Linked DNA regions of Homo sapiens: all the other regions are linked to region 1. The links are chromatin loops, found by intact Hi-C in ENCODE. Cell type or tissue: B cell. All regions are shown on one strand. Each heading gives the region's core, and the rest is flanking DNA. Links, peaks and the distances in the headings are about the cores only.

Region 1 (8,047 bases), core at 1,894-6,893:
TTTTTTGAGACACAGTTTTGCTCTTATTGCCCAGGCTAGAGTGCAATGGCGTGATCTCGGCTCACCGCAACCTCCACCTCCCAGGTTCAAGCGATTCTCCTGCCTCAGCCTTCCCAAGTAGCTGGGATTATAGGCATGTGCCACCAAGCCCGGCTAATTTTGTATTTTTAGTAGTGATGGGGTTCTCCATGTGGGTCAGGCTGGTCTCGAACTCCCGACCTCAGGTGATCCGCCCACCTCGGCCTCCCAAAGTGCTGAGATTACAGGCGTGAGCCACCGCGCCTGGCCTATTTTATTTCATTTTTGAGTCAGAGTCTTGCTCAGTCACCCAGGCTGGAGTGCAGTGGTATGATCTCAGCTCACTGCAGCCTCTGCCTACTGGGTTCAAGTGATTCTCGTGCCTCAGCCTCCCAGCCTCAGCTGGGACTACAGGCACACGCCACTATGCCTGGCTAATTTTTGTATTTTTTTTTCTTTTTCTGTTTTTTTTGAGACAGAGTCTGGCTCTGTCGTCCAGGCTGGAGTGCAGTGGTGCGATTTCGGCTCACTGCAACCTCCGCCTCCAGGGTTCAAGTGATTCTCCTGCCTCAGCCTCCCTAGTAGCTGGGACCACAGGTGCACGCCACCACGCCCGGCTAATTTTTGTATTTTTAGTAGAGATGGGGGTTTCACCATGTTGGCCAGGCTGGTCTCGAACTCTTGGCTTCAAGTGATCTGCCGACCTTGGCCTCCCAAAGTGCTGGGATTACAGGCGTAAGCGACCATGCCCAGCCGCTGAGTGAGTTTTTGATTTCTGATAAATTGGGATTTCTCCTTCACAGTCTGCAAAGTCTGCAACCTGAGTACTGAGATAATGGACAGGGACAGCTTACCAACTTATTTTATTTTATTTTTATTTTTTTGAGGCAGGGTCTCTCTCTGATGCCCAGGCTGGAGTGCAGTGGCACAGTCTCCTTTCACTGCAGCCTGGACTTCCTGGGCTCAAGGGATCCTCCCACCTCAGCCTCCAGAGTAGCTGGGACTACAGACTCAAGTCACCATGCCCAGCTAATTTTTGTATTTTTTGTAGAGAAGGGGTTTCACCATGTTGCCCAGGCTGGTTAGCAACTTTACTGTTTGTTTCTCTTCACCTATTTGTGACAAAGATTAAAATTCCTTAATCTGTCACAGGAGTAGAGTTTTTTGTTTGTTTGTTTTTGTTTAAAAAAAAAAAAAAAAGCTTGAGCTCCCAACAGCACCAACTGGCTGGGAGGGGCAGGAACGTTACTGCGACCAAAGTGGGAAGATGCCCTGTGTGGGTGAGGTTGTTAGGGTAAAACGGGAGTTTTGCAAATGATAGGATGGGCACTTACACAGAATGAAAATGCAGAGTTGCAAATCCTGCCTCAGGGAGCTAGAAAGGGGAACTGTGTGTGATGAAAGGCGGGTGGGGAGAGGTTCAGAAGATCTAGTCCTGGAGGCCTCATAATTTGCCGCTTAGCTTCTGCTTTCAGCATCTGCTGTGACCAGATGGTGTGCAGTGATCTCTGGCCGGCTAAGCCAAGAAGTGAATAAAACTTCTTCGGTCTTTGTATAGACCTTGTCTGGTAGGGAACAAATTGTCCTGTAGCAATTAGCAATGAACAATTTCTTTTTCTCTCTTTTACTGGAAAAATCTTATCTTTGATATCTAAGTGAACTATGTTGATATCGTGCTTAAATATTGATTGAGGATTTTTCCCTAACCCTGAAATCCTCCCTCCCTGCTACCCCAACCAAATTTAGCCATCCTGAAAGGTTTTTCTTATAAATAGCTGGACTTCTATCCTCAGTGATTCTTCAACTTGAAGAAAAATACCATTGAAAGAGGGAAACCTTTCATGAATTTCTTTTTTCCCATGTTATTTGGAAATTGTTTTTATGATATTATTTAAGTAATATAAATTACCACAGAAGTATAAATAGATGTACCTTTTTTCTTTTTTTTTTTTGAGACAGGGCCTCACTTTTGTCACCCAGGCTGGAGTACAGTGGTGTGATCTCGGCTCGTTGCAGCCTCTACCTCCAGGGCTCAACCCATCCTCCCGCCTCAGCTTCCCAAGTAGCTGGGACTATAGGCGTGCACCCCCACACCCGGCTATCTTTTTTTTTTTTTGTAGAGATGGGGGTTTGCCATGTTGCCTAGGCTGGTCCCAAACCCCTGAGCTCAAGTGATCTGCCCACTTTAGCCTCACAAAGTGCTGGGATTACAGGTGTGAGCCACCTCGCCCGGCCTAAATCTGTGTTCCTATATTTGTAACTTCCATATAGCGATATCAAATCGCATTTATTTATAAATCAAATTCCAAAAAACTACAAAAGTTTAAAAAATTAAAATTATTAATTTATTTTTTTCAGGGGAGGAAAAAGAGTATGTAAATTTGCTTTACATAACTGACTGAAAAATATATTCAAGAAATAGTAAATATAATTTAATACAGTCTCATGTGCCCTAACATCATTAACTTAATGTGACAAGTGATATATGAATGAAATAAAATTACTGGAAACATGAACATTGTGCAGTCAGGTACAGGGCAAACTCCTTTACATTGAGCACCCTGCACCACCATTTGCTGAGCTATGACTGAAGTCTCCCACTATTTTCCTTTTGTTTTCTTCATTCCACCATGGTGGAATGAAGGCGTTGCTTGGCTGTCACTTGGCATTAATACCACACAAAAGCCTGTACATGAATGTTCACGACAGCATTATTAATAATAGACAAAAAGTGGAAACAACCCAAATGTTCCTCAACAGATGAATGGGTAAACAGAATGTGGTATATTCACATAATGGAATATTACTCATCCATAGAAAGAAATAAAGTTTTTTTCTTTTTTCTTTTTTTTTTTTTTGTTTTAGAGACAGGATCTGGCTCTGTCACCCAGGCTGGAGTGAAGTGGCGCCATCTTGGCTCACTGCAGCCTCCATCTCCTGGACTCAAGGAATCCTCCCGCCTCAGCCTCCCGAATAGCTGTGACCACTGGCACACACCATTACGCCTGGCTAATTTTTGTGTTTTTGTAGAGGCGGGGTTTCACCATGTTGCCCAGGCTGGTCTCGAACTCCTGAGCTCAAGTGATCCGCCAGCCTCAGACTCCCAAAGTGCTGGGATTACAGGCGTAAGCCACAACTGTGCCTGGCCAGTAATGAAGCTTTGATACATGCTACAATATGGGTGCGTTTTAAAACATTATGCTAAGTGAAAGAAGTCAGTCACAAAAGACCACATAATGTATGCTTCCATTCACAGTGTATATGAAATGTCCAGATTAGGTAAATCCATGGAAATAGAAAGTAGAGTAGTGGTTGCCAGGGGTTGGGAGGAGGGAGGTGGGTAATAAAGAGTAACTGCTAATAGGTATGGGGTTTCTTTTCGGGGTGATGAAAATGGCCTAAAATTATGGTTAGGCTGGGCGCGGTGGCTCACGCCTGTAATCCCAGCTTTGGGAGGCCGAGGCGGGTGGACCACTTGAGGTCAGGAGTTCAAGACCGAGACCAGCCTGGCCAACATGGCGAAACCCCGTCTTTACTAAAAAAAAAAAAAAAAAAAAATACAAAAATTAGACGGGTGTGGTGGCGCACGACTGTGATCCCAGCTACTCGGGAGGCTGAGGCATGAGAATCACTTGAATCTGGAAGGCAGAGGTTGCAACGGGCCGAGATTGCACCACTGCATTCCAGCCTGGGTTACAAAGTGAGACTCTGTCAAAAAAAAAAAAAAAATTAGTGCTGATGGTTGGCACACTTTGAAAACATAAACAAAGCCGGAGGCAGTGGCTCACACCTGTGATCCCAGCATTTTGGGAGGTCAAACCAGGAGGATCCCTTGAGCTCAGGAGTCCAAGACCAGCTTGGGCAACACAGTGAGACGCTCGTCTCTGCAAAAACTTTGAGAAAATTAGCCGGGCGTGGTGGCAGGCACCTGTGGTCTCAGCTACTCGGGAGGCTGAGGCGAGAGGATCACTTAAGCCCAGGAAGTCCAGGCTGCAGTGAACTGTGAACTCCAGTCTGGGCGACAGAGCGAGACACCTCAGAAAAAAAAAAAAAAAAGAAAGAAAAAACCGAAAAAGACCACTAGAGGGTACATGTTTAAAGGACAGATTTTATGCTATGTGAATATATTTCAAGTAAAAATTAAATTAACAATTTTAAAAATTGCAGGAGTACGCAGCGCTTATAGAGGTCCCTGCATAACCTAGGGAGCGGGATCGAAACCCAGCAGCACCAAGATACTCTAAGAGCAGGACCAGCCACTGCCCCTTCCGCAGGACCGCCATCCTCGCCACGCCTCCGGGGGAGGGAGGTCCTGGCTTGGAGAGCGATGATTGGCCGAGTTCTAGGACGAGGCGGAGCGAAAGGGGGCGCGACAAGTCCCTCCCGGCGCAGCGAAACCTTAGCTCGCGAGATTTTGTTGGTTCCGCATTTCGGGTCTGCGAGGTGGGGTAGGCGGGCAAGGCGGGCGCCGAGGTTTGCAAAGGCTCGCAGCGGCCAGAAACCCGGCTCCGAGCGGCGGCGGCCCGGCTTCCGCTGCCCGTGAGCTAAGGACGGTCCGCTCCCTCTAGCCAGCTCCGAATCCTGATCCAGGCGGGGGCCAGGGGCCCCTCGCCTCCCCTCTGAGGACCGAAGATGAGCTTCCTCTTGTGAGTGGGGTCGGGCCGCGGGCGCCGGGCCTGCGGGCCGAGGTTGTGGGGGAGGCCTCCCCGGACCTGAGGCGAGGGCTCGGCCTGGGGGCCGAGGCGGGGGCGGGGTAGCTGGCGTTTGTTTTGCCTCTGTTCGGGTCCGCGGGGGAGGCCGAGATGTTGGGAGAGGCCGACAGAGATGAAGGTCGAAGTAAAGGAAACGGAGCGTGAAGGCTGGGGAGTAGAAAGGCCCCGGGGCCGTCGCGCCTCCAAACTTTTCCGCCCGAGCGCCCCCGAGGGCGGGGAGACGATCTGGGGGCGGAGCCGCGAGCCCCCAGTTTCTCTTGTCTCGAGCTTCTAGAAACCGTCCTTGCCGACTTAACTCGTTGCTCGGTTATAGGTCCAGTTTCATTATTGTCGGTGTTAAATGCCGCCCCAGGAGAATGTGCGTTGCCGCAGTTTGAGAAGCTTGAAGTTAAGATGCTGGCCTTGGAGTCGGATCGTTCTGTCCAGTTCTGATTCTGCCCACTTACTGGCTTTGATTTTAACCAACTTCTCTTGTCCTCGGTAGAATCCTGTGTTTTTAATCATTATGTAATATACCATACAGCATTATTATATAGTACATTGCAGTATTATAAATAATTTGGAAAGTTAAAACAAATTCATAGTCCCATTGCAGAAACACAGTATTGCCATTTTAGTGCACTACAGCAATTAACTTGATAGGCATACCTTAGAATCTCATTTTAGAGATAATGCCTGAGCCCAACCAAACAAGGCTAAAATGAAAAAGCTTGTAAATTCCCTGATGATTCTTATGCACATTAAGGTTTGAGAAGCATTGCTCTGGCACAGTATTTTTTATTCTCAGGTGTCTCTCTCTACCTTGTATATTGCTTAAATGTGTGTTTTGTGATTGAATAATTATCCAATTTTAGTTATGGATGTAATCCACATGCTTGACATTTTTATTAAATACAATATAAAAACACTATATAGTTTTTTTTTTATTTTTTATAACCAGAGTTTACCCACTTTATTGTGAGAAACTGGGATTCCTTCCAGTATTTACTATTATAAAATAGCACTACTCAGAATATGTTTATCTGCGTCTCATTTTCCTTCCTTTGGGTTATTCTCGTAAATGAATGGTCTCTAAAATACGATTACCTTGTCAAAAAGCCTGTATGATTTAGATTTAACTTCCATATTAATAGAAGTATTCCTCCCTCCTCCACTTTTTTCTTACGAGTTGATATTTAATTAGTGAATGCACAGTTGCTTTGTGGACCTTAATACGAGACTTTTTCTTTTTTTTTATTTTTTGAGACGGAGTTTCGCTCTGTCCTCCAGGCTAGAGTGCAATGGCACGGTCTCGGCTCACTGCAACCTCTGCCTCCGGGGATGGCACGGTCTCGGCTCACTGCAACCTCTGCCTCCCGGGTTCAAGCGACTCTCCTGCCTCACACTCCCGAGTAGCTGGGATTACAGGCGCCGGCCACCACACCTGGCTCATTTTTGTATTTTTAGTGGAGACTGGGTTTCATCATGTTGGCCAGGCTGGTCTCGAACTCCTGACCTCAGATGATCCACTCCCGCACTCGGCCGAGACTTTCTTTTTTTAAAACTTGGCCTTCTTGATGGACACTTGAGTTGTTCCCGCTTTTTGGCCATTATGAATAATGCTGCTGTGAACATATGTGACAGGTTTTTGCGTGGATGTATGTGTTCATATCTCTTGGGTATATACTTAGGAGCAGAATTGCTGGCTTAAGTGGTAACTATGTTTAACCTTTTGAGGAACTGCCAAACTTCAAAGTGCTGCACCATTTTACATTCCCATAAGTACTCTATGAGGGGTCCAATTTCCCCACACCTCTCATAGCACTTGTTAATTTTCTTTTTTTTTTTTTTTGAGACAGAGTCTTGCTCTGTCGCCCAGGCTGGAGTGCAGTGGCTCAATCTCGGCTCACTGTAAGCTCCGCCTCCCGGGTTCACGCCATTCTCCTGCCTCAGTCTCCCAAGTAGCTGGGACTACAGGCGCCTGCCACCATGCCTGGCTAATATTTTGTGTTTTTAGTAGAGACGGGGTTTCACCGTGTTAGCCAAGATGGTCTCAATATCCTGACCTAGTGATCCGCCCACCTCGGCCTCCCAAAGTGCAGGGATTACACGCGTGAGCCACTGCGCCCGGCCTTGCCTGTTTTTAAATTGGGCTGTCTTTTTGAGTTGTAGGACTTCTTTATACATTCTAGATACAAGTCTTTATCACATCTATGATTTGCAAATATTTTCTTCCTTGTTCAATATAGTTTTTTTTATCATGTTAAAAACTTTTCAGATATGATTTTTAGTGTTTTCATCATTCTTTTTTACCTCCTTTTTTTTTTTTTTTTTTTTTTTGAGACAGGGTCTCACTCTGTTGCCTAGGCTGGAGTGCAGTGGTGCGATCTCAGCTCACTGCAACCTCTGCATCCCGGGTTCAAGCAATTCTCCTGCCTCAGCCTCCCAAGTAGCTGGGATTACAGGCACTTGCCACCACGCCCGGCTAGTTTGTGTGTGTGTGTGTGTGTGTGTGTGTGTGTGTGTGTGTGTAGTAGAGGCGGGGTTTCACTATGTTGGTCAGGGTGGTCTCAAACTCCTGACCTCAAGTGATCCACCCGCCTTGCCCTCCCAGAGTGCTGGGATTACAGGTGTGAGCCACTGCACCCGGCTCTTTTTTACTTCTTAATCAGTCTTATTTAAATTCCAAATTACTCAGGTAAAGTAAAAGTCCATAGTTCTATTCCATTCCTCTTCCTAGAAGTAATCACCAGTTTTGATGAGTTTAGTTTTTGATATTTTCTATGTATTTACAAAATGGGCTCCTGCTGTACGTTTGGTTGTGTATTATGTTTAACCATGTATTAGATCTTTCCCTGTGAATACGTGTACTCTGTCTGGTTTTCTTAACTTCTATACAATATTCCATGATATGGATGTACCATACTTTAATTCAATCCTCTACTGATAAACTTGAGGATTGCTTCTAGGTTTCTCCCTATTAAAAACAATCTTGGAAAAAAATTCTTATCCATATCTAGAGGAGATATTTAGAAGTAGAATGGATGGCTTGAGGAGCTTTTCAGTATTAATAGATACTACCATATTGCCCTCCCAAAATGTTACACTTTATACTTTCACCAGTAGTGTATTAAAATACTAGTTTCTCTGTACCCTAGTCCAGTGGTCCCTAACCTTTTTGGCACCAGGGACCAGTTTTGTGGAAGACAATTTTTCCACAGATCTGGTTGGGGAGATGGTTTCTGGATGATTCAAATGCATTACATTGATTGTGCACTTTATTTCTATTATGACATTGGAATATATAATGAAATAATTCTACCACTCATCATAATGTA
Region 2 (8,047 bases), core at 1,650-6,649, 210 kb after region 1:
TAAACTGCTTCTATATAACCAGGCATTTATTTATTGAGACTTGTAGAAGAAAATGTTGGTAACAATTTACCTCATCAAGGAACATTTCTAAGCATAAAATCAATAAATCCTTTTGTATGTCAACAAACCAAATTAAATGATAAACTGAGGAAAAATATTTACAAAACAAATGAACAGGAAAGGTGTTATATACTTAGTAGGTAAGAAAAGATGGACACTCAAAAGGGAACAAAAAGGCAAAGGATGTGAACATTCACAAAAGAAGGAATGCAAATGGCCAATAAAGACATAAAATGTCCAGGCCCGGCATGGTGGCTCAAGCCTGTAATCCCAGAACTTTGGGAGGCCGACGTGGGCAGATCACCTGAGGTCAGGAATTCGCGACCAGCCTGGCCAACATGGTTAAACGAAACCCTGTCTCTACTAAAGAAAAATACAAAAATTAGCCAGGCATGGTGGTGTTCCCCTGTAATTCCAGTTACTCGGGAGGCTGAGGCTGGAGAACTGCCTGAGCCTGAGAGGTGGAGGTTGCAGTGAGCCAAGATTGTGCCACTGCACTCCAGCCTGGGCCACAGAGCAAGATTCCATCTGAAAAATAAAATAAAATAAAATAAAAACTTTATTAATTAATAACTATAGCAAACTGGCAGATCACAAAATAGAAATACTCAGTTTTGCAAAGACTATAAGGATCTAAGTACAAGGATCTTCTTGGAGGACTTATAACAGCAAAAAAAATTAAATTAAAATAAACTTAAATGTTCACATTAAAGAATGATTAAGGCCAGGTCCATGGCTCACACCTGTAATTGCCACACTTTGGGAGGTCAAGGCATGAGGATCACTCAAGCCCAGGAGTTTGAGACCAGTCTGGGTGACATAGGGAGACCCCATCTCTACAAGAAAAAAAAAAGAAAAAGAAAAAGAAAAAAAAATTAGCTGGACATGGTGGGTGTGCCTGTGGTCCCAGCTGCTCTGGAGGCTGAGATGAGAGGATTTTTTGAGCTCAGGAAATTGAGGCTACAGTGAGCCATGATTGTGCCATTGCATTCCAGCCTGGGTGACAGAGCAAAATACTGTCTCAAAAAAATTACATAAAATATACACGAGGATTGGAAGCAAATATATCAAAATATAAACATTGGGTCTCTGGATTATTTTTGTTTTTTTCTTAATACCTGTTTTCCCTAAAATTTCTACAACAAAGAGGTAGTAGCATTCCTATCATTGAAAAATAGAGAATTATGTTTGAAAAAGAAGACAAGTGGACCATCAATGCCTTTAAGTAGGTCTTTGAGAGAGAAGGAAGCAAATTCTGATAATTCTCTAATAGAATGACCAAGACTTTTCACAGAGGAATCACTTGGAGAACTTGAGGAATACCAATGCCAAGGCCCCACTTCCAGAGATTCTGGTCGTATGGACCTGGTGCCCACCCCATGGGGTCTTTGGCAATGTCAGGTCATGCCCCGAGGCGTGGGGACTCCAATGTGAAGCCAGGCTGGGAACAACTGCTTGCAGGAGTGATCAGGAGTTTTGGAGTTTAGGATCCTGTGGCCTGTTGGAGGAGCTGCTGCAGGAGGAACGGCAAGACCTGGTTTCAAGCCTAGTAAGTGGTCCTTTAGGCACATAATTTAAGTGAATCTTTGTGTGTCTATCTGTAAAATGAGAATATTTAATGTCTACCACAAGAGTTGTGGCTTCGAGGAGAGGATAAATGAGGAAGTAGTGTGTGAAATAGAAAGCATATACAAATGTACTCTTGTTAGAACCTGGAAATTCAGACTATAGCAATGACTTTTGATCAGTGGAATATCCTTGACAACACTGGGGCAGATGCAAATAAGCAGGTTTGTTTCAAAACTGTCCATCCTATAATTTGATTTGATTTGCAGATCTTTTAGGCAGGTGCTCTCAAACGTGGATGCCTGGGGCAGTCCTAGCCAGAGGGCTCATGAGCAGGGGACAGCAGCCAATAGATCTGGGTTGGTTCAGATCATTTGGTCGTTCCTGCTTTGAAAAGTGGCTGGTCTCCAGGAGTCAAAACCTTGTTCTCCTGACAATGTGCCTTTGCACTTTTAACAAACACACCAGAATGTCTACTTCCAAATAAATATTCTTATCTAAATTGTTTCCTTGTGAGGTTGTATTACCATAGCTTAAAATGTCTTGGGAATTCCTCGTTTGAGATTGCCTTTATCTAAGCTACATCTCTTTTTTCTGAGTATTTTCAATCAGTGAATTTATTCTCCATCCTCTGAAGAAGAGCTTAATTTTAGAAAGCAGCCAAAAATATCTTTCAGAACCAAACCTGGTGATTAAGGTGGTAGTCTAACCTAGGTAAGACATTTTATTTTTTAAGTAGAAAGGTCACTTGTAAGGTACATGTGTATCTGTCTTGCTACTCACTGTACTCTGTGCCTGACATACAGACACTCAGTGTGTTCTTGTTGAATGATGAACAGAGCCTGGCTCTACTGGGACCCATAAACTGGCTCCAAAGGCAACTCCGAAGAGGTTTTTGAGCAACGCCAGCCTATTTGGCAATAATAATTTTTAGCCTGTATGTTGATTAGAAGTCAGTCCCTTTCCTTTATAAGTATTCTACATCTATACCTTATGCATTTGATCAAGGAGAAACTGTGGTAGTTCCTTGTACCTTACTGAGGCTAATGCTGGACTTAGTCTTCTAAAGCAAGCACTAATCAGTGACATTGGACAAATCCAGGCATTTTTGGAATTATTTTGCATGCCAACCCAAACCACAGAACATCTGAGCATGTGGTGGGTTAACAAGGACAATGCCTGAAACCCAACTCACTTTTTCACACAATGATTTCAAGATGCTGACATTTGAGGTGTACAGAGTTAAGCAGCTCATAGGCAGGGCAGCAAGCACTGGCTTGAGTGTCAGGACACCCGGGCTATTCCAGCTCTGCTGCTAACTAGCTGTGTCTGCTTGGGAAAAACGTGTCTTACACACTCCCATCTGTACAAACACACCCTTAGTCTTTATTTACGTACCTATACAATGATCTAGCACCATTAAAATCATCATTCTAAACTGAAAAAAGGCAGACAACAGTAGACACCCCACCGGCAAGGTCTGCCCAAGTACTGGGGAGATTTTTGGTGCTGCAAAAACCAGTTTGAGGCCGGGCTCCGTGGCTCACACCTGTAATCCCAGCACTTTGGGAGGCCGAGGCGGGTGGATTGCTTAAGGTCAGGAGTATGAGACCAGCCTGACCGACGTGGTGAAACCCTGTCTCTACTAAAACTACAAAATTAGCCGGGTGTTGTGGCGCATGCCTGTAATCCCAGCTACTCTGGAGGCTGAGGTGGGAGAATCACTTGAACCTGGGAGGAGGAGATTGCAGTGAGCTGAGATCGCACCACTGCACTCCAGCCTGGGTGAGAAAGCGAGACTCCATCTCAAAAAAAAAAAAGCCAACAACAACCACCACCACCACAAAAAAAACCCAGTTTGAGCAGAGAGAAAGTCTCTGCTCTGAAGGAGAAAAAAAGCCAAAGATGAAGCTCACTGCTGCTGGCACTGAAACTGAAGGGAACACGCAGGTCATCTGAGGTCAAGTTCAGGGCATGCAGCCAGCCACCAGGCAGGAAGGAAGCAGAGTGAATGCCTGCCTGCTCTCCCAGCCCTCCACCTTCTGAGCAGAAGTCCCACACCGGTCCCCTTTGCTGGGTCTCCCAAGGGACCTCAGAGACTCCTTCCAGACCCGGGCATTTGGGCTCTGGCCTCAAAGATACAGCCTACGTAGAAATGCTGAAAGAAACAGATAAGACAACAGTGTGAGCAATGGAGGCTTGGCTGGCCTGGCTTGTCTTTGCCAAGCACTCTATTTAAAACATTTGAGCATTTCTTGCCTGCTATTGCCCTCTACTCTAGCCTTGCGGTCTCCCTGCCCAACCCCACCCCCTCACAGGCTCTTTTCTTAGCTCCCTGCCTTTGCTTATGGTGTTTACTCCAAATCACCCTCAACCCAGTCTTGCTCTAAAAATCCTACTTCACTTAATGCCCAGCTAGAATGCCATGTAATCCAGGAAGCTCCTTAGCTGGAAGCAGCACTCATTTTGGTCCACAGTGGTATCACGCTTAGGGGCATGAGGTCTGATCCCACAAGGACCTCGACGCACCCCACCCTTCACCATCACATCCTGTGTGTTCCTTCCTTTGCCCATGCTGCTCCCCTGCTTGGACCGTCCTTCCCACCCTACCTGCCCGAATGGTCCTCACCTCACCCTTCAAGGCTCAGCTCAGCTGTACTTTGTGAAGCACTCACCAGCTCTTTCTTTCTCTCCACTCACATGCACCTACCAGTTCCATTTACTGAGTGGCTACTCTGCCCAGAAGTTTGTCTACAATATTTCTAATTCTTGGTACCACTTGAAAAATAGTTGCAAAATTAGTTTCATTTTCAGATTTAAGGAAAACAGAAGCTCAGAGAGGCAAGTTGTCCAAGTTGCGCTGCTGGTGAGTGGCCCAGCCAGGATTTGGAACCAGATTTGTGTGATGTCTAAACCCAAGTCCTCCATGTACTCCATGCTGCTTATTCATTCATAAGGTGGATATTTTAAGCAGGAGACTGTCAGGACCTTAAAGATGGTCTTCCTTGCTTTCAAAGCAAGGGACCTAAAATATAGAGATGTTCAGTGACTTGCCCAGGGTGATACAGTTTCTCCCAATCCCCTTCTCTGATTCCTCCCATGTGCCAGCGCTGGTGGCCAGGGAACTATCTATCACTGCAGAGGCTGTCCAGTACCAGGTAACGTTTGTCCGGGGTCCCCAGTCGTAAGCCATGGGGCACACACCTGCACTGCAAGCAGGGCCCCAAATTAGGCAAGAGAGAATGTTGCAACAAGCTCAGAGCCACAGGATATATTAGCACAATTGTATACAATGATAAAATCCTAAACAGTGGCTTCAAAGTTTATAGCTTTCTGGCCAGGCATGGTGGTGGCACATGCCTGTAATCCCAGCTACTCGGGAGGCTGAGGCAGTAGAATAGCTTGAAACCAGGAGGTGTAGGTTGCAGTGAGCTGAGATTGCACCACTGCACTCCAGCCTCGGTGACAGAGCAAGGTTCTGTCTCAAAAAAAACAAAACAAAAGTAGTTTACAGCTTTCTCATGTAGAAGTCTGAGGAGAGAGTCCAGGGCTAAAGTTGCAGTTCTGTGAAGTCAGGGCCTGAGGCTTCTTCTGTCTTTTGCAATTCTCTCTTTATGAGGCACTTCATGATTCAAAGTGGCCTCCAGGATCATGGGGGAGGGGGTGGCTCTGAGGGCAGAATCAAAGGGCTCATCATCATCATCTATTTCTACCATCCGTTCTAAGGATCTTACAGTCACGTAATCTAGTCCAGAGTCAGAGAGGCTGCTCAGAGCCCACCTGCAGCTGGCCTGGGTCTTAGCGAGTACGTAGCTAAGTATGTTAGCAAGTATGTTGCTCGCAGCATGGAGGGGTAAGGGTGTGGGAGGTGTTTCATTGCTTAGTGCAAGGGGTCTTTCTCAGGCTCAGCCTGCGTCCCTTTTTCTTCTTTCTTCCTGCTTTCCATTTGTCCAGTATCTATTGAATTACCCACTCCCATGTGCCAGGCACTGGAGATACAAAGTGGGATAAGACATAAGCCATGCTCTAATAAAGAGACAAAGAGATGATTTTAGACCAGGCATGGTGGCTCACACCTGTAATCCTAGCACTTTGGGAGGCTGAGGCGAGTGGATCACCTGAGGTCAGGAGTTTGAGACCAGCCTGGCCAACATGGCAAAACCCCATCTCTACTAAAAATACAAAAATTAGGCGGGCATGGTGGCGGGCACCTGTAATCCCAGCTACTCTGGAAGCTAAGGCAGAAGAATCACTTGAACCCAGGGGGTGGAGGTTGTACTAAGTCGAGATCACACCACTTCACCACTCCAGCCTGGGCGATGAGTGAGATGCCGTCTCAAAAAAAAAAAAAAAAAAAAAAAAAAGACAGAGAGAGATGATTTTAATACTATGTGTAAGAAAAACAGATAAATGCAAAAGGCATTTGACAGGAGCTCGAAGGGAGGTGCCTGACACAGCCAGGGTAGAGTCAGCAGAAGCTTCCTGAAGATGGCAATTGGGGATGCCGAGGGGCTTAGAGGTGAAGGGCACTCCAGGGAGAGCGCACAGCATGAGCAAAAGCAATGAGAGTGTGTGTGTGTGGGGGGGTAGGGCAACCATGAGTTTAATGTAAACACAAGCAGAGGAGGGTTTGGAAGGATGTGTGCTTGCTCAGGGCCCCCGGGGGGCCAAAGGCACATTCTGGAGGCACCTGGTGGCGTTCAAGGCCCTCTGGCTCCTCTGTGGAGTAGGGATTTGGGGAGGCCATAGCAAGAGGCAGAGAGCCTGGGTGGGAGGGCTGGGTTAGGAGTGGAGGTAGGAGAGCAGGCAGATCTGAGAAATGTTAGCGGGAAATTGGTAGCACCAGACATTTGCCTGGCTGCTGGAGATGAGTGACAGAGAGGAGTCAGAGGATCCTAGTTTTCTAGCTGGGTGGCTGGAAGGATGATGGGGTCACTGCTGATATAGAGAATACAGGATCTACTGTCATGCCACCCTGAATGCACCTGATCTCATCTGATCTTGGAAGTTAAGCAGGGTCGGGCCTGGTTAGTATTGGATAAGAGAATAATACAGGGTCTTCTCCCAGAAACCTTTCTTGCCTTGGGGAATACTCCCAGCTTCACAGTAGGATATAACCTTTCCTATGTTGCCTTTTGCATAGCTGATCTTAAAGACATGCACATGGGCCCTTTTCTTTCCTTCCTTCCTTCCTTTTTTTTTTTTTTTTTTTTTTGACAGAGTTTTGCTCTTGTAGCCCAGCCTAGAGTGCAGTAGCAAGATCTCAGCTCACTGCAACCTCCACCTCCCAGGTTCAAGCGATTCTTCTGCCTCAGACTCCCAAGTAGCTGGGATTACAGGTGCATGCAACCACGCCCAGCTAATTGTTTTTGTATTTTTAGCAGAGACAGGGTTTCACCATGTTGGTCAGGCTGGTCTCGAACTCCTGACCTTAAATGATCCACCTGCCTTGGCCTCTGAAAGTGCCAAGAGATTACAGGTGTGAGCCACCATGCACGGCTGGGCCCTTTTCATTTGAAAGATTTTAATTCAAGTGTCCTCAGGAGATGAAGTTCCCTTCACTCTGGTGTAGTGAATGAAATATAGGAACACAGTTTGTACCATGGAGTCTCCAGGCCAAACCAAGCTGGAGTTTCAGCTTAGGTAACAAATGTTACCTAAGCCCAGTGGTTCCTAATGGAAGATTTGGTTCTAGAAAACCCATCTGTAGTAAACATCTGCCATTCTTTTTGGAGAACTAGTAAATCATTCCCCTTCCTGTGTCTGAGGACTTATTCACCTTGGTTGGGGATAGACCCCACCTCTCACAACGAAGATGTGATGTCAGATACTGTATTTCTCAGACTCCCTTGCACGTACTTGGCATGTCAAGGGCATGTGGTCTAGGTTCTGCAAGTCAGATGTACCTACCAGAGTCTTGGGTCCATGAGGAGTATTCTGTGACAGCAGTAGTAATGACAGGGAAATCACATTCTCATAACAGCCATAGTGGACCCTCCTGGGGACTTGCAAGTGATGCACCCTAAAACCTAAGCTTCCTTAGGTTCACAGTAACTTCCTGCTGTTTGCGATTAAGGACTGTGACTAGTGGCATATCAGTCCAACAGGGTACATGGCTAAGGCAAAAGTGGAGTCTAGGAGAGCACAGACATTGTTAAGAGGACAGTAAGTGAAACCATTTAGCAAGAACAGAGGATTCTTTCACAGGGGTGGGGAAAGATAAGGCTGGAGGGCTCCAAAAGCCCACTTAAGGAGCCTGGTCATCATCTTCTAAGAGGTATCAACATTGTTTTAATGATTTTTATTTTGGAATAATTTTAGATTTACAGAAAAATTGCAAAGACAACACAGAGTTTCTGTGTATCCCTCATCCAGATTCCCCTAATGCTAACATCTCACATGACATGGTACACTTGTGAAA
Region 3 (5,950 bases), core at 1-5,000, 190 kb after region 1:
TGTCCCTGTCCTCAACACTTGAATCTTTCTTCCTAGCCACGGGACCAGCCCCACCAGCTCGCTGTGAGGCTCTGCACTCAGCGGTCAGGGAAACCCAGAGCACGGGCTGCCAGCCCAACGCCAGCCACAGGGACCCGAGTCCTCAGAAGCAAGCAGCTCCCAGCCCAGCTGGAAGAGGCTTTGAAAGCCATCAAGTACAACTCTTCCACTTCCCCCAAGGAAAAGACAGGCCCAGAGAGGGGGCCCGAGTTGTCTGGGCCCTTGGACAAATGAATGGCAGAGCCAGGGGGAGCTCGAAGACAGCGCAGGCCTCCGTCTCTGTCCAGCGCCAGTTCTACTGCCTGGAGCGACCTCAGCGGCTACACCGCTCCTCCTAAGCTGCTCAACTTCGCTCAGCCCTACTTCTGCCAACTCTCTGCTGTCGCGGCTGTCACCAACCTCAAGCCGGCAGTCCGCCACTATAATGGGAGGGAAAGACGGCCAATGCAAGGTCATGGTCTCTCCCATTCCTTCCCACCCTGCCTGCTCTCACCCCAAATCTCCTTCCCTCCTCCACCCTACTACCCCAAATAAAGGGAGTACACCTCCCTGGGGTTGACAGTGTCTCAAAAGCATGTCATCCATTCATGCAATTAGTATCTGAGTGCCTACTACCTGCCAAGGAATTGTGCCAGGTCCCGAGAACACAGAAATAAAGTTTTTGACCGCAAGAAGAACTAAGATAGGGGAACCCAAAACATCAGTTCGTCACTAGATTCCCCAACAGTTTCAACTGGCTCTCTGGCCATCTGAGAAAAACGATGAAAGAAACATCCCACTCCATCAGGGCATCATAAAACCACCCTGTCAATCCAAAACTTTGTCTCCAAATCCATCAGCCTCCATCTCTTATCTTACACCCTCACTGACCAAGTCATCCAAGCATTAGCATGAGCTTGAAATACAACATCTGAGGCTTCAAGCAGCAGGACAAGAAACTTCTAGAGGTAAAGGTAGACATCACAGTCCCGCCTCAAATGCAAACATCAGAGATGAGGGTGCTAGCTCAGATCCCCCTTCTACCCAGTTACTCATACAAATTGTCAGCCCTGCAAAGGAGTCCAAACATGTCAGTTACACTCCTACTTAAAGTTGGACCAAGAGGATCAGAAATGAGAGAATGGACTCAACTGGACGAGCCTTGCTTGAACAAGACCCCCGTGATCACCGTGCCCTCGAGGAAGGAACAGGGTAGCCCAGCAAGGGCCGGCTTACCTCCTTGAGAAGCCCTACTTTTTTCTTCAGCACCTCACATTTTCGCAGTTTGCAGATCTGGTGCGTGCGGCGGTTGGTACAGCTAGTGCAAGCGCCACAGTTTTCCAGCCGCCGGCAGGGCTCACAAGTACCACACCGTTTCCGTTTCTTTCGACCATCTCCACCCCCTCGGAGTTGGGACTCACTCCCAGCCATGGAGAGCCCAGACCCCGGGAAGCTCCCTACCATCACCTGGCGCTGAGGGAAGTCATAAAGGCCTGGCAGGTCCGGCTGGACGGCCAGGGGCACCTGAAACTGGCTCATGATGCTGCCAGAGGTGGGGTCATAGGTGCTGGGGCAGAACCACAGTCGTTTCCTGCCACCTCCAAAGGCCACCAACAGGTCCTTCTCGCCTAGAACAGTCAAGAGTCTACAAGGGTGAAGGCAAGTGGCTTCAGTCTCGTGGATGGATGCCTCTTCTCAACCCCTCTTCACCTCCTCTGCAGCAGTCTGATCGGACTCCGTAGGGGGCCACTCTCCCACCTGCTGGGGCCCAGGATCTGGGGGAGGACACCAGCAGCAGCCCTCAGAAAAGGGATCATCTTGGCCCGGTGGGTTCTTCACCCTCACCCACCCTGGACCCAGGCATGAGTTGAGCAGGTAGGGGTGTGGTGGGGGCAGAGCTGAGTGAGCAGTTTCTCCTGGTATTTTTCCTCCAGGGTCTGGACGCTGGAGAAGGCAGTGCTGCCTGAAAAAGACAGAAAGGGGAAGCGCATCACTCGGGGCTCAGGGACAACTTTCACGTGTCACTTCTTCCTGTTTCTGGGAAGAGAAAATGGGGGAAGAGATGGGGCTTGCTCAATTGAGGTCCTGCCCAGAACCTCAGGCAGGACGCACCCAGCACCCGCTCCCTGTCTGAGGGAGGCGGCCTCGGGCCTGAGGGCTGCTGGGGGCCCTGGATTCAAGGGGGTGATCAAGGTGAGATTTCTAAGAAAGTTGCCCTCTTCCCCACCCCCACGGGCTGGTGAGAGTTTCACCAAAATTCCCCCACACGCCCTGGCTGGAGGCCGCCGGGCCCTCCCTAGGGAGCTGAGCTTTCAAAATAAAGTTTGCTGAGAGCCTCGCTCGGCGGGACTGCCCCGGCGCCCCCGGCACGGAAGCCGCCTGGAGGTGGGGGCGCGCCCTGGGCAGCCCGCGCCCGCCGCGCCCGCCGCCGGAGCGCAGCCCGCCAGCCCGACTGGGGAGGGCGGCCCGCGCCGCCGAGGGGCGCGGGGAGGGGGGCGCGCTCGAGCCGCGGGCCGGGCCGCGCGCGCGCCGCCGCTCGGGCTCCTTTGTTCTGGGGCCTCCGCCACTCCGCTCCGGCGGCTTCGCAGCCCCCGCCCCCGCCCCGCCACCCCCGCCCGGCTCAGCCGCACAGCGCCCCGCAGCACCCCAGTCCGGCCCCCCGCACCGGAGGAGCGGCCCCCCGCCGGATCCGGGCCGTCCCCTCCCCCTCCCCCGGGCCGGGCCCCCCGCGCCTCCCGCCGCCCCTCCCCCACTCCGGAGCCGGAAAGGCACCGACTGCACCGACCTGCCCGCCGCCTCCGGGGCGGAGCGCACAAAGGGGCAAAGTTTCCCGGCCCGCGCCGCCGCCGCCACCACCGTCGCGGCCGCCGCCGCCGCCGCCTGGGGCTCCCGCCTCCCGGAGCGCCCGGCCCGACCGAGCTCAGCGCGCGGAGCCCCCCGCCCGGGCCGAGGAGGGGACGGCGCAGGAGGAAGGAAGAGGCAGCGGCGGCCGCGGCGGCAGCAGCAGCAGCAATGAAGGCGTCCGCGGGACTCCCCGCCCCCCGCGCACCGCGGCACGTGCTCGCCCGGGGACTCCCCCGCCCGGGAGGGCGCACACGTGCGGCCCCGCCGAGCCCCGCCGGCCCGGCCGGGCCCCGGGCCGGGCGAGAGGGGGGTGGTTCCCGCGGAGGGGAGGGGTCGGGTGGGCGGCCTGCGAGCGGCTTGGGGCAGGCTCCGGCCCGGCCGCCGCTTCTCTGCACCTGCAGTGGCTCCCACCCACGCGGTCGGCCCTCCCGGGAGGCGGCCGCCCCCTTCGGGTTGGCCACCCTCGCCCTCCGGCGGGGCTGCAGCCGGGGCCGGCGAGGCGGGGTGGGGCACGCGGACCTTCCAGCCTAGGCCCTCGGCCGAGCCTCGCTCGGTGTCCCCACTTCCTGCCACTCCCTGCGGGCCAGATCTGTCCGGGACAGCCCCGGCGCCCCCGGGAGGCCTGAGCGCCGGGCCCGACTGACCCCCCTGTCCCAGCTGCCGCTGGCTCATTCCGAGGCAGGACAATGGGGGACATCGCGCGTTTGCGTACCGAGTCAGCCTGGCCGGCAAGAAGGGGTTGCTCGGGGGCAGAGGCTAAGGGCACCCTCGCAGGGGTCACGGCCGAATGCCCTGTCCAGGTGGACCCCACGGCCCTGCCATCACCAGCCTCCCCCGCGCCGCGCTCGATTCTTTCGCGTCGAAAACAAAGACTAATCCGATACCCCCGCCCTGCCTCCCAGAGGAGGGGGAACGGGCGCGTCGCGGAGGGTAACTGAGGAGGACAGCGTTCAGGAGGGCCTCGGACAGCCTCGAGGGGGCCGTGGGGCGACTAAGCCCTAAAACCCGGCGCAGACACTTTGAAGAGTCACCCTGGGCTACGTTCCAGGCAGGGGGTAAGGGGCAGGGCTCAGGAATATTTCCAAGTTGCCAAACTGCCCGTTCTCTCTGCTGCTTTTTTCCCTCACCTGTTGTGCAGGCCAAGTTGAAATTCCAGGTTAGATTAATTCAGCCCCACCCATCTGGCCTGACTGCCAGGCTGGTGCCTGCAACTGCCTTCCACCTACCTCGGTTGCAGGGGAGCAGGGTGGGTCTCTGACATACACGCGCACACACACACTCGGGCGAGTCCTGGCAGAAACAGCCACAGGACGGACTGGCCTGACCAGTTTGGGCGGTGCTCACGGAGCCAGGTACCTGGCAGGCGTCGCCGCCCGGCTGCAGCTAACAGCTTAGCCAGAACTGGAAAAAGAGCATTCGGCCGGCTATTTAGAAAGAAAGAAAAAAAAGTAACTGATCTGAAGTAGCGCTGTCCAGAAAGCCCTAGGCGGTAAAGCAGCCCGGGTTCTATCTGGAACTTCCCTCTGATTTTGACAGCCTGCTCCAGGGTCCAGGTTGTCAGCGAGGGAGTGGGTGGGGGTGAACATGGCTGCAATATCCACTTCCTACCATGGCCTTTGGGAGGACTGAAGAGTTTCTGTTCAGGGTAGTAAGACTAGAACCGAGACGAAAAACCAAGAGAGTGCAATTTTCAAACAGGGGAACAGGTTGCAGACTCGTAATTGTTTTTAATGTAATATATTTTTAATAAGCAACTTTATTAATAAAAAATGTGTATAAAGAAGACGTGGAGACTACAGATACTAGAGGGGAAAAATCACCAAATTACAACCATATTTAACCATTTGCTATATTTCCTTGTAGCCTTTCCTATTTGTGGATTTACTCACACTGATTATACAATTTGCCATCCTCTTTTAACTTAACATTGTACCATAGGCATTTCCCTGTTTGGTATACAGTTTTCAGAAAGTGTGACAGTGAGGTGAAGAAGATGGCTCAGGAGCCAGAGAACTCTGGCTTCCAAACCTGAATCTGCCACTTGGTAACAGTGTGACCTTGGACTAGGTACTCCATCTTCAAGGGAATCCAAGTAAAAGACTTAATATAGGGCTCAATGAATGACAACAACTAATATTGTTTAATCCATATGACAACCTTGTGAGGTAGGTACTATCATCAAACCCATTTTATGGATAAGAAAACAGATTAAATAACTTGCCCAGGATCACTCAGCTAGTAAGTTGTGGACTTTCAGAGGAGCCCAGCAGCCATCCTCTTGTATTCTGTCTGGGTAAATGGCACCAGCAAGTTACTGTGTCATTTACTCTTTGCCAGCAATCTATGAGAGGGTCATTTCATAAAGCCCTCTCGTTTAGGTAACTGGGTGAATGCTGGTGCCATTCACTGTGACAAAATGCAGAAGGAAGGATGCCTGGGGATGGAGACATTCGTGTGAAAGTGAGTGTGCAACTGAGGGGGTGAGGCCTGGGTTTGAGATTTGGGCCCCATCAGTGAGCAGACAGCGAGGCCTCAGTTGTGGAGGAGCTCATCCAGGGTGGATATGGAGTGTGAGAGGGAAAGGCTGCCAGGACAGAGCCCCAGGGAATACCAGCCCATGAGGGACAGGAGCTGAGAAGGCGCCGCCAGAGAGGTTGGAGGGAACCCAGCCAGGCTAGAGAGCTGCCTGTCATATCTTCCCGGCCTCTGGAACCTTACACTTCGGCAGTCCTGTTGCTCATTCCTTCTGCCTGGGGAAAAACCCTTCCCACCCCACCCCTTCTCAGCTACCCCTTGTACCTGCCAAATTCCCACTCATCCTGCAAGTCATAAGTGCCAGTTCCATGAAACCTCCAGCTGCTCAGATGATTCCAGAGCCCCACCCACTCTCCCTCCACAGAAGTTTGACTCTCCCTGCCTAGGAACAGTTATCTCATCGGCGCTGGGCACTGGAATGGTTTGCATGTTTCTTTCCCAGTTACTACAAACTCCTGGAAGGGTAGCACGCTGTCTTTCACCTCATAACCCTAGACCTAGCAACCAACCACTGTGTTGAATGAAGAGACGAGGTGAGTAGACCCTAATGAAT

Evidence for each region. A loop is a pair of places that touch in the nucleus more often than their neighbours do. Peaks named below come from ENCODE experiments on the same cell type or tissue, not always from the same donor. Only the 100,000 strongest peaks of a DNase experiment are listed, where the experiment ranks them.
Region 2: a loop joins it to region 1, with 2.9 times the contacts of the local background. A loop is called at or near these places in 3 of 110 quality-filtered maps.
Region 3: a loop joins it to region 1, with 17 times the contacts of the local background. A loop is called at or near these places in 3 of 110 quality-filtered maps.

The regions. Positions count from the first base shown.
Region 1 is chr2:74,175,278-74,183,324 of GRCh38, reverse strand. It overlaps MOB1A (MOB kinase activator 1A), which reads left to right and starts at 4,446. Exons shown (of 6, transcript NM_018221.5): 1 at 4,446-4,664. The coding sequence starts at 4,651. RefSeq lists enhancers at 1,370-1,499, 1,510-1,649, 4,738-5,421 and silencers at 4,685-4,874, 6,594-6,786. In B cell, for the core only: CTCF peaks have their summits at 3,939 and 4,145 (motif pointing right); DNase peaks (open chromatin) are centred at 4,394 and 4,814; H3K4me3 peaks cover 3,079 bases; H3K27ac peaks cover 3,484 bases.
Region 2 is chr2:73,966,743-73,974,789 of GRCh38, reverse strand. The region is part of intron 1 of DGUOK-AS1 (DGUOK antisense RNA 1); the gene reads left to right. It also overlaps the pseudogene RNA5SP97. Among named protein-coding and RNA genes, the nearest start is that of DGUOK-AS1, 11 kb to the left of the region's middle. RefSeq lists an enhancer at 3,579-3,748. In B cell, for the core only: no CTCF peak of the experiment used is centred there; DNase peaks (open chromatin) are centred at 1,809 and 3,619; H3K4me3 peaks cover 1,226 bases; H3K27ac peaks cover 829 bases.
Region 3 is chr2:73,982,011-73,987,960 of GRCh38, reverse strand. It overlaps TET3 (tet methylcytosine dioxygenase 3), which reads right to left and starts at 3,051. Exons shown (of 12, transcript NM_001287491.2): 1 at 2,804-3,051; 2 at 1,255-1,981. The coding sequence starts at 1,557. RefSeq lists enhancers at 1,629-1,858, 3,752-4,675 and silencers at 2,339-2,508, 2,932-3,130, 2,889-3,578. In B cell, for the core only: no CTCF peak of the experiment used is centred there; DNase peaks (open chromatin) are centred at 318, 2,260, 3,050 and 4,218; H3K4me3 peaks cover 4,222 bases; H3K27ac peaks cover 2,127 bases.